Regions from separate parts of the Homo sapiens genome. Here region 2 is linked to region 1. Evidence: read pairs that join two places in POLR2A ChIA-PET (ENCODE). Cell type or tissue: OCI-LY7. All regions are shown on one strand. Each heading gives the region's core, and the rest is flanking DNA. Links, peaks and the distances in the headings are about the cores only.

Region 1 (5,362 bases), core at 285-5,284:
CCAAAGACTCTAGGGCTCCGGACCACTCTAGTGAGGGCAAGAAGAAATTCTACGTGGGGCTTGGGGAAGCTCCCAGCAGGGCTGTGATGGCCCGTGGCTGCAAGGTGTCCCAGGCACGGGAGACAGCTGGGGCAAAGGCATGCTGCTGGGAGAGTGTGTACAGACTGCAGAGGCTGGGAGGATGCCATGACCAGGGAGACCTGACAGACGTGCCCCGCCCCAGGAAGTGGCTGGGAGTGGTCCAGGACAGCAGGGAGGACAGTGCAGGCCCAGGCACTCCCCCACCCCAGAAGGACAGATGGACACTCACTCAGGAAGAAGTACAGGTGCTGCTGGTTGTAGGGTAGGTATCTGCGTTTCTTCTTGCCATACTGTGGAGACAGGCGGCGGCTGGAGACAGCAGCTCTCCAGGCCACCTCCTTCTCCCGGGCAAGGTCACGGGGCTGGCTGGGGCCAAGGGTCAAAGGCAACTCTAGATTCTAGCAAGCGGGCTGGTCGTCCCCAGCAGGTTGGGAGGTGGGAAGGAAAGACACGGGGGCAGAGCTTGGCCCAGCCAGAGTGGAGGCCAGATCAGGGGCTAGGTCAGGGGCAGAGTGGGGACCCAGTGCATTAGCTCCCCCTCAGCTGCAGGCCCAGCCAGAGGTTGTCCACGTCCCTCCCCACCCACCTCGACGGATGACTCCCCCAGGAGGAAGACGGGCGCCACCGTCACGTCTGGGTCTTTGTGGAAGATGTTGGGCTTGGCGTGGTGCTGGAAGTGGCGGAAGTTCCACCAGTGGGCGGAGAAGCCCTGTGGAGGAGGAGGGGGCTCTCAGGGCAGGCTGTGCCCCCGACTGTGCCCACACACTTGGGCAGACCCAGCGCCACCCAGCACCTGGCTGACCACCCACCCCACCCTCACCTTTAGCTGCCCCATCACGAACTTCTGGGCCACGTGGTTCCACCAGGACTTCTTGAAGATGGAGGCATGGCCCAGGTCATGCTGCAGACACCAGGACTGAGCCTGGGGAGAGAGGCAGGGTCAGAAGCTGTTGGGAAGGACGGAGCCCGCCAGGGCCTGGGGCCCCAGTGAATCCTTTCAGCTTGCAGGGTACCCCCGTGCTAATGCTCCATTTCAAGACCCTTGTGGGCCAGTGTCCTCTTTTTACAGATGAGAACTGAGTCCCAGGGAGGTGGAGGGGCTCGTAAGTGTCATGAAGCTGCAGGGCAGCAGCCTCTGGCTCAGTGGCCCTGTGCTTGATCGGAATCTGTTCAAGAAGGAACTTCTTGGCTCATCTGGAATGCAGCTTGACCCACAGACATGCCTGATGGGCCTTCAGACTGTTCACTCATTCATCTGTTTATTCATCCATTCATCCTTTCATAGGTCCATTCATTCATTTAGCAAATATGTTCACAATGCCCAGATGCATGGGGGCCCACGTCTGTTGGGCAGTTAAGGTGGCTGCAACACAGAACTGGGGTCACCTGAGAGATGGCCAGGATGAAGGCGGCCAGGGCACTGGGCACCCAGCCAGGACCCAGGAGGTAGATAAGGAGCCAGGCCAGCACCTCCATGGCCAGGATGTGGCCCAGTAGGAAAGCAAAGAAGGTGGGACTGGCATCAAACAGCTTCATGTCCTCGGCTGCCTGGTGCAGGGCTCGGAAGTCCTCGACCAGCTGCGCCTGCCATAGCAGAGGGGCCGATCAGCCAAGGAAGAAATTCCTCCCCACCCCCATTCTCCTGGAGCCCCAGCCGCTCCTCCCATCGCCAGGCCCAAGGGGTGTGGGCAAAGAGGAATGAAGTGACAAGAGTACCCAGCCCGGGGTGTGAGCTGGAGCACTGGCTGGTGGTGAAGCCTCCTCTCCCTCCCAAAAGGTATGGGGTGGGTAAGACGCTACAGCCAGGAGAGAAATCAGTTCATCAAAATCCTCCTTTTGATGGGGACACTGGGCGACAACAGGGAGGGAGCTTGCCTCGGGATCCAAACGGGTGCCTGGCTAAACCAGATCTGGAGCCCTGGACTTCTCAGGGCATCCCTACAGCTTCACTTTCAACTGCCTGCCCCCTGGGAGGGGAGGGCAGGCTCAGCCCTGGCTCTGCATCCCCTTGGGCGAATGCCGAGGGAGCTGCTCCTGGCCATGTGGCAATGTCTCCCAGCCCTCCAGCCATCCCCCTCCCTCAGGGGCTGAGCCTCTCCTAGGGCTCTGGCTCACATTCAGGGGTCCATCCTGGCTGGGTTCTTCCGGAGCCAGCTCTCCAATCAACAGGGGCTGTAGGAACTTGCGCACAAAATTGAGATCTTGATGGAAGGCACGGAAGGCATCCTGAAGGAGAGCAGACAGTCAGGCGGACAGACAGACACAGCTGAGTAGCACAGCGGCAACCAGCAGAGACAGGCGGAAGGACTACGGATGGATGGGCAGAGCAGACGACAGGCGGACAGGAAGTCAGCCGGCTGATGAACAGTCAAAGACATGGGCCCTCCCTGGTCCTCCCAGGGCCCCAGGTTGTCCTGCTTTTCACCCATTGCCTGCTGTGCCCCATCCACTTCACCCAGCACAAGGGCCCCTCTCTGAACACGGTCAAACATCTGCAGCTCTGGATTTACAGAAAGACCTCCCGGGAAGACTTTGATTTCTTGAACCACGAAAAAAGGTTCTGCTTTTCCAAAAAGCTTAAGTCATACAAGTTTCCACTGCATGTAGAATAAGATCTGGGTCACGAACATTTGATTTACCCCGTTTTTATAAACATAAGCAGTGGGTGAAGGGTAGGTGGGAAAACCTGGAACTGAGGACCACTGGGTCACGGGGCGGGGGGATCAGTCAAGGGCGACACACATTGAGTCCTTGGGGGTTTGCAAGGAAGACACTTGAACAGTTAAACTGATTTGACTTACAAAGCAGGAAGCAGGAGCACAAAACATAATTTTTTTTTTTTTTGAGACAGTCTTGCTCTGTTGCCCAGGCTGGCATGCAATGGCATGATCTCAGTTCATTGCAACCTCTACCTCCTGGGTTCAAGCAATTCTCCGGTCTCAGCCTCCGGAGTAGCTGGTCTCAAACTCCTGACCCCAGGTGGCCAAGCTGGTCTTTAACTCCTGACCTCAGTTGATCTGCCCACCTTGGCCTCCCAAAGTGCTGGAATTATAGGTGTGAGCCACCGCGCCCAGCCTAATTTTTTTTTTAAAGTAAATAAAATGGGCCAGGCATGGTGGCTCACATCTGTAATCCCAGCACTGTAAGAGGCCAAGGCACGAGGATTGCTTGAGGCCAGGAGTTCAAGACCAGCCTGGGCCACATAGTGAGACCTTGTCTCTATTTTTACAAAAAAGAAAACATCATAAATAAAATGAATAATCCAACATTCTCGCGATTCTGTGTAATAGCTGGAGTGGGGGTGGAGTACGATGCAGGAGAAGGAAGAAAGAGTAAAGAAAGGGGGTGAGAAGAGAAGACAGACCAGGAGAAAGATAAGGGCCAGGGAAAGAGACCAGCCAGGAAGTGGCCCAGAAGTAAAGTAAGCTTGAACTTCACACCTGGGCTCACTTAGCCTTCCAGGTCTGCCTGTGGTCTTGGTATTGTAATCGGCTCACTAATTGTTCACAGCTCTTGGACTGATTTTTTTCCTTGTACTTTCAGAGGCTTTCTCTGAATGGGCTAGCCAGAGCCATACAGCAGCTTATAGAACCAGTAGCTGGGTGGTGTTGTCCCCATGGGTCTGGAGAAGGGAGGCCTCCCAGTTGCTAAAGGAAACACCTTTGAAGAAAGCTGACTGAGGACAGGGGCCTCCTATTGTCCTCTTGCTAATGAGCCTACCAGCTGGTGAGTCTTAAAACGGAAGTGACAGCGGGCCCTGAAGTCACTGCCAGGACATTCTCCTACCACCCTGGGGGAAGAAAGCACTTCAGGCCCCTCCAGCACCCACTAAGAGGTAACACCTACATGATCTACTAGGGGTCCCCTTGCCTGCTTTTATAGGCCCAGGGCAGCTTGGGGACTGGGGGGCTGGTAGGGTGCCCCTTCTGGAATAACCTGGGCTGACTTGGCTCACTCATTACAGAGGAGGGGGCTGTATAAGTGCAGATCTCACCCCCTCTGGACATGAGTCTTGAAGGAGGGGCAGCAAAACTGGTAGAAAAAAGGGCAGAGGGAAGGCTGGGGGTCCCCAGGAAGCTGTCTGGGCCCCCAGCTACCTGCAGAGCTGGGGCTGGTGTACAGGGGAGCTGGGAGGGAAGAAGACTCTTGGGGTTCTACTGACCCCACTGGGTGTTTTTTTTTTTTTTTTTTTTTTTTTTTTTTGAGATAGGGTCTTGCTGTATCGCCCAGGCTAGAGTGCAGTGGTGCAATCATGGCTCACTGCAGCCTCAACCTCCCGGGCTCAGGTGATCCTCCCACCTTAGCCTCTCTCGTAGCTGTTAGTACAGGTGTGCACCACCATGCCCAGCTAATTTTTTATTTTTATTTTTTGTAGAGATGAGGTTTGCCATGTTGCCCAGCTGGTCTTAAACTCCTGGGCTCAAGCAATCCACCCACCTCAGCCTCCCAAAGTGCTGGAATTACAGGAATGAGCCACCACGCCCAGCCCAGAAAAACACTGAAAAATTTTTTTGAGACAGGGCCTCACTCTGTCACCAGGCTGGAGTGCAGTGATGCAATCACAGCTCACTGCAGCCTTGAAATCCTGGTCGTAAGTGATCCTCCCACCTCAGCCTCCCCAGCAGCTAGGACTACAGGCACATGCCACCATGTCTCATTAACTTTTGAATTTTTTTGTAGAGTCAAGGTCTCACTATGTTGCCTAGGCATGTCTTAAATGCCTGACTTCAAGCGATCCTCCCACCTCAGCCTCCCAAAGTGTTGAGAGTACAGGTGTGAGCCACACCTGGCCTCTAATTTTTTTATTTATCTTTTATTTTTTGAGACAGAGTCTTGCTCTGTCGCCCAGACTGGGTTGCAGTGGCATGATCTCGGCTTACTGCAACCTCCACCTCCCAGGTTCAAGAGATTCTTGTGCCTTAGCCTACTGAGTAGGTGGGATTAGAGGTGCAAGCCACCACACCAGGCTAATTTTTGTATATTTCGTAGAGTCGGGGTTTCACCATATTGCCCAGGCTGGTGTTGAACTCCTGAGCTCAAGCAATCCTCCCGCCTTGGCCTCCCAAAGTGTTGGGATTACAGGCATAAGCCACCACGCCCAGCCAATTTTTTAAAAATTGTAGTAAAATATACATGAAATTTACCATTGTAAGCATTTTTAGGTGTCCAGCTCAGTGGTATTAAGTGCATGCACAGTGTTGTCCAACCATCACCATCATCCAGCTCCAGAACCTTTTCACCTTCCCCAACTGAAACTCTGTCCCCATTAAACACTAATTCT
Region 2 (5,362 bases), core at 136-5,135, 260 kb after region 1:
AAAATTAGGACTTTTGCAGGCGCAGTGGCTCACGCCTGTAATCCCAGCACTTTGGGAGGCTGAGGCAGGTGGTTCACTTGAGGACGAGTTCAAGACCAGCCTGGCCAACATAGCGAAACCCTATCTCTACTAAAAATATAAAAAATTAGCTGGGTGTGATGGTACATGCCTGTAATTCCAGCTACTTGGGAGGCTGAGGCACCAGAATCCCTTGAACCCATGAGGTGGAGGTTGCAGTGAGCTGAGATTGCGCCACTGCATTCAGCCTGAGTGACAGAGTGAGAGTCTGTCTCAAAAAAAGAAAAAAAATTAGTACTTTTTACACCTTCATCAAGGACATTCCTCAGTGAAACTGGACATCTCTCCTTCCCGTGAGTGTGTGGTCCGAGGATAGTGTTTGATGCTCTGGCCTTGACTGGGGCTGAGGCTTCAGCAGCTAGTTCCTCATTGCTTTTGTGCCATCAGGGCAAATGTCAACATAGTGAAAGGGAAAGTAACATTTTAGTATCATAATTTTAGTATCATGATTAGTTACGACCTCGTGGATCCCCCATGGGTCTCAAGGACGTCCAAGGGTCAGAGGATGCAAGCTGAGAACCACTGGCCTGGACATCCTCCTCCTTTGTAAACTCCTCCAGGCCAGCTCAGGTCCCCCCATCATAGGCTTTTAAAATTCTCTGCTCTGGACCAGGCGCAGTGGCTCACGCCTGTAATCCCAGCACTTTGGGAGGCCGAGGCGGGTGGATCACTTGAGGTCAGGAGTTCGAGACCAGACTGGCCAACATGGTGAAACCCTGTCTCTATTAAAAATACAAAAATTAGCCGGAAGTCGCTTGAACCCAGGAGGCAGTGGTTGCAGTGAGCTGAGATTGTTCCACTACACACCAGCCTGGGCAACAGAGCAAGACTCCGTCTCAAAAAAAAGAAAAAAAATTTCTCTGCTCTGTTCCACCATTGCCCATGCTGGTGTTGTTGATAGGACTATTTGATGATTGTTATCTAGACCAGATGGTGGTTCTGTTTTGCTCACCATTGGGGTCCTGGGGCCTGGCCCAGGTCCCAGTACACTGTAGACACTTGATGAATATTTGTTGACAGAATAAGCTGCTTTGTGTTGGGCCCCATGCTGGGAGTTTGGGGCCTGGAGCTGCAGCAAACATTGTCCCTCTTCTCGAGATATTCCCAGCCCAGTGAAGGTGCCCAGCCGTGCTCTCAGATGGGCATGGGAAGACCATCTGGGAAGCAGCCGGGGACATGAAGCCAGCAGCTCCGATAAGGACACTAGTATGAGTGCTGAGGGGAGGGTCCTGGGCATGGTGGGGGCTCCACGGCTAGTGATGGGAGCAGTGGCCAGGCCCTTGCTGGAACCCGGTCCCCTGGACCCCTTAGAGTGGGACCTGTGTGGTCTCTGATGAGATCTTTTGTGCCTTTCTTTTCCCCCTCAGGTCACAGTTACCTGGAGAGGCTCCTGAATGTTGAGGTGCCCCAGAAAGTTGGGTGAGTTCAGTTCCAGGGCTTCGGAGGTAGGCAGGGCATACCAGGACAGGGAGCCAAGGTGAGCACCAGGGCTGGAAGCAATTCCTGGGCTGAGTCTTCCCCACTGAGCCTTGACCGCCCAGGAGCTGCCCCGTTTTCCCTGTCTGACCAGGCAGTGAGTGATGTGGGTGTTGGCCACCTGGTCTCCTTGCAGCACCCGTCAGCGTTGCTGGTTGCCTGGCTAGACCTGACCCTGGGGCGTGGGCTCCAGAGGTTGGGGGTGAGGCGGGGCTGCCAGGAAGAGCTACATTCAAACTGGCTGGGGTAGGATAGGAGTGCTCCAGGATTACACCCAGTGCTGCTTCGGGCCAGGACACAGACTCCTTTTCCTGGAGGCCGTGTCCTGCCATCACTAAAACCAGCCCCCTCCCTCCTTGCTGCAGAGCAGAGGGTTTGTTCTTGGGACGGGGAAACAGGGTGACAGGGCAGACCTGCTGGCCTTGCCAGCCCCATGGTGAATAGAGAACAGACCACAAAAGAGATGCAGCTCACCTGGGCCCAAGAGGTGGAGGCGGAGCTGAGGACAGGGCTCACATCCTGAGACAGCTCTGTGGTGGGGTGCCAGGGAGATGAAGCCACATTCTGAAGCTGACATCCCTCGTCTGTCCATGGAGCCATTGCCGGGAGCTGCCATCCTCCTATCCTACAGGGGGCTGTGGGTTCGTGGCCCTGGCCAGGGCACCTTGTGTTGACCTCTTGGGTCCCCATCCCTGGAATGGTAGAGGGACTCCCTAGGGGGAGGGCTTGGACTAGCTGGGCAGTCCCCTCAGAGTCCCTCTTCTGTTTTCAGTTCTGAGCAGAAGGAACCCCCCGAGGAGGCTGAGCCTGTGGCGGCAGCTGAGCCAGAGGTAAGACGGCTGCCTGGGGAAGGGAGGACTCACCTCTGGGGCTCCCGCTCTGCACTACGGCCATCCTGGGCCTTGGGTTCCAGGTCAAGACCCCTAAAGCCTTGGTTCTTTCCACAGGTCCCTGAGAACAATGGAAATAACTCGTGGCCCCACAATGACACGGAGATTGCCAACAGCACACCCAACCCGAAGCCTGCAGCCAGCAGCCCGGAAACACCCTCTGCAGGGCAGCAAGGTGAGGCTTCCTGACCTGCCGTGTGCAGTGCCCGGAGCCACAGCGGGCCTTGGCGGCCTCGGCCTGACCTTCTCTCTGGGGATAAGGAAGCCCCATTTTCTGGGCCAGTAGGCTAAAGAGAAATTAAACCTGGGGGTGCAGAGATCCCTTTTGAGTCTGTAGACTTCACCTCCCACCGTTGGGCTGGAGCTGTCACTGAGTGCAGCATGGGGGGCTGTGGCTGGTTGGGACAGGAAGCAGAGGAAGGGGCTGCATCGGGGTATGGATATGAAGAGGCCAGGTCAAGGCCTTGACCTTGACTCCAGGGGCCAGTGGGAAGAGCTGTGGGCTGGGGATTGAACACCCCACCTGGCCTCCTGCTTTGCCTCCCCCGCCAGCTCCTTTCTGACCTTTGTATGTCCATCCTTGTCTAAAGAGGGCTGGAGAGCAGTGGGTTTGGGAGTGTCCCAGGGTCCTGCTCACATCTCCCTGAGAAGGGTGCCTCTCTCTGGTGGAAAGTGCACTGTAGCTGTGAGATCTTGAACACGGCCTCCTCCTCTTTACGACGTGGTCAGGGACAATGGTCATGCCAGCCCTGCAGCCCCAAGGGCTGCTGTGAGGAACTTTTGGAGTAAGGTGCACCTTCTCCTAGCAGTGAAACAAAACAATACTGACCCTACACCCTCCATGTTGACCCTGCAGCGGGAGCTGCCCCCTCCTGCTGTCAGGGCCACACCAGCTGCATGGCCCAGGAGGGGTGGAATTTAGAAGCTGTGCAAGGGGCTTGGAGCTCCTGCTTCTACAAGGCGTCCACACACTGTTCTTCGTGTCAGAGGTGGGTGGGGCACGTCTGGGGCTGCCGCCTCGACAGGACCGTCCCGCCCTGCCTTGCCTATCATAGAGCCAGGCACTCGCGGGGAGGTGTTCGTGAGCTGGGGGTAGCCAGGCCCTGGCATCTGTAGATTTGTATTTTTAGTAGAGGCCGGGTTTCACTATGTTGGCCAGGCTGGTGCTGAACTCCTGACCTCAAGGATCCGCCCACCTTGGCCTCCCAAAGTGCTTGTAGATTCCTCAAGGCTAGTCAGGGTTAAGGCTGATATGTCTGCGTTTGGCCACCCCGGAGCTGCCAGGAAGGGAGCCTTGCCCACTGCCAAGGCTGCTGCCCAAGGACCCCTTCCCCCTACACCCCCATTCCCACCCTGCCGCCGCCATCGTTTCTGCAGCCTTGCTGAAATTGCTGTCTTCACAGAGGCCAAGACGGACCAAGCAGATGGACCCAGAGAGCCACCGCAGAGTGCCAGGTTTGCATCCGGGAAGGGGTGTGTAGGTAACTCTGAGGGCCCTGGAGGATGTGGCCTTGTGTCCTTGCTCAGGGAAGGTGGATGTGTGCTCAGGGGCTTCAGAGCCTCTCTGCTGGGGTGTGGCCTGGTGTTGTGACTTAACCAAGGAGGCAGCTCCATGCTGTGGATGAGCGCAAACCTGGGAATAGGGCGACCCGATTGTTGACCCCGTCTTAGTGTGGTCTCCTGGCCATGTGACCTTGGACTGTTCACCTCCCTTCCTCTGAGTGGGCAGCAGAGGGTTGCTTAGGCTCTGCAGCCTCTTTCAGTCTAGAGGCCTGTGGCCTGGGCCCGGTATTGTTCACCGGGGTGACTTTTGATGGGGTGTGGCTGGGCTGTGGCGGGCTGCCCTGTGATGCCGCCGCCCGCGCCTTGGCAGGAGGAAGCGCAGCTACAAGCAGGCCGTGAGTGAGCTGGACGAGGAGCAGCACCTGGAGGATGAGGAGCTGCAGCCCCCCAGGAGCAAGACCCCTTCCTCACCCTGCCCAGCCAGCAAGGTGAGCCAGGCACCTGCCCTCTCCTGGAGCCCTGACCCCCTTCAGTACCCTGCCCCGCCTGCCCACTTCTGACCCTGGTCCTCGTCTGCAGGTGGTACGGCCCCTCCGGACCTTTCTGCACACAGTGCAGAGGAACCAGATGCTCATGACCCCGACCTCAGCCCCACGCAGCGTCATGAAGTCCTTTATTAAGCGCAACACTCCCCTGCGCATGGACCCCAAGGTGAGGGGCCTGTGCCCAGGCCGGGCTTTGTGGGAGCTGGGCAGTGTGGCTGAAGGTCCAGTCTGTCCTGTAAGATACTGGGAGTAGTGTGAGCCTGGGCGGAGGCAAGTGTGGCCTGGCACTGTTAGGGGCCGGTTGAAGCCTCTGTGGCCACCGGCTGTCTTGACCTCTGAGGGCACTGTCCTGCACTTGACCTTGTGGGCTCTGGACTACAGCCTGGAGGCTTGGCCGGCTCAATGTGAGCCCTGGGGATCTGTGTAGTTAAGGTGAGAGGTACTTGTGGACACCTCCACCACTGGGGTGAGGGTTGGGTGACAGGAGAGGCGGTGGGGGTGCTGCTGGCAGGAGGGCAGGCCCCACGCAGGCTTGCTGGCACAGCTGGGCATGTGGCCTGCCCGGCAGGATGCTCCCCGGCCTGGCATTAACTCTTGCCTTTTCCCTTGTCTCCTCCACAGTGCAGCTTCGTCGTAAGTAAAGCCTTTTCCTGTCGGTAACCTCGCCCCACCTAGCACTCACCCGCTGTAGCCCCTTCCCTGCGTAGCTGACAGCACCTGTAGATGCACTAACATTGTAAGCGGGAGGGGAGCCTTAGGAAGAGAGTGGGACGGTGAGGGGTGCACTGGCTGGAGGCGCCCAGCAGTTCTGGGCCCCAGCGTCCTTCTCTGCCCTCCCTGCCCTTGACTCTGCTCTTAGGAGGAAGCAAG

What was found. Peaks named below come from ENCODE experiments on the same cell type or tissue, not always from the same donor. Only the 100,000 strongest peaks of a DNase experiment are listed, where the experiment ranks them.
Region 2: POLR2A ChIA-PET joins it to region 1 with 5 read pairs; 3 of 35 experiments call an interaction of 5 or more read pairs at or near these places.

Annotation. Positions count from the first base shown.
Region 1 is chr11:61,877,845-61,883,206 of GRCh38, forward strand. FADS3 (fatty acid desaturase 3) reads right to left here. Exons shown (of 12, transcript NM_021727.5): 2 at 2,197-2,307; 3 at 1,468-1,665; 4 at 902-1,003; 5 at 668-790; 6 at 311-371. MIR6746 (microRNA 6746) reads right to left here and starts at 434; the gene lies at 372-434. RefSeq lists an enhancer at 1,323-2,032. In OCI-LY7, for the core only: no CTCF peak of the experiment used is centred there; DNase peaks (open chromatin) are centred at 2,407, 2,837 and 3,797; H3K4me3 peaks cover 3,497 bases; H3K27ac peaks cover 3,898 bases.
Region 2 is chr11:62,136,387-62,141,748 of GRCh38, forward strand. INCENP (inner centromere protein) reads left to right here. Exons shown (of 19, transcript NM_001040694.2): 5 at 1,446-1,497; 6 at 2,327-2,384; 7 at 2,502-2,619; 8 at 3,848-3,899; 9 at 4,318-4,435; 10 at 4,527-4,658; 11 at 5,114-5,125. Among named protein-coding and RNA genes, the nearest start is that of INCENP, 15 kb to the left of the region's middle. In OCI-LY7, for the core only: no CTCF peak of the experiment used is centred there; no DNase peak of the experiment used is centred there.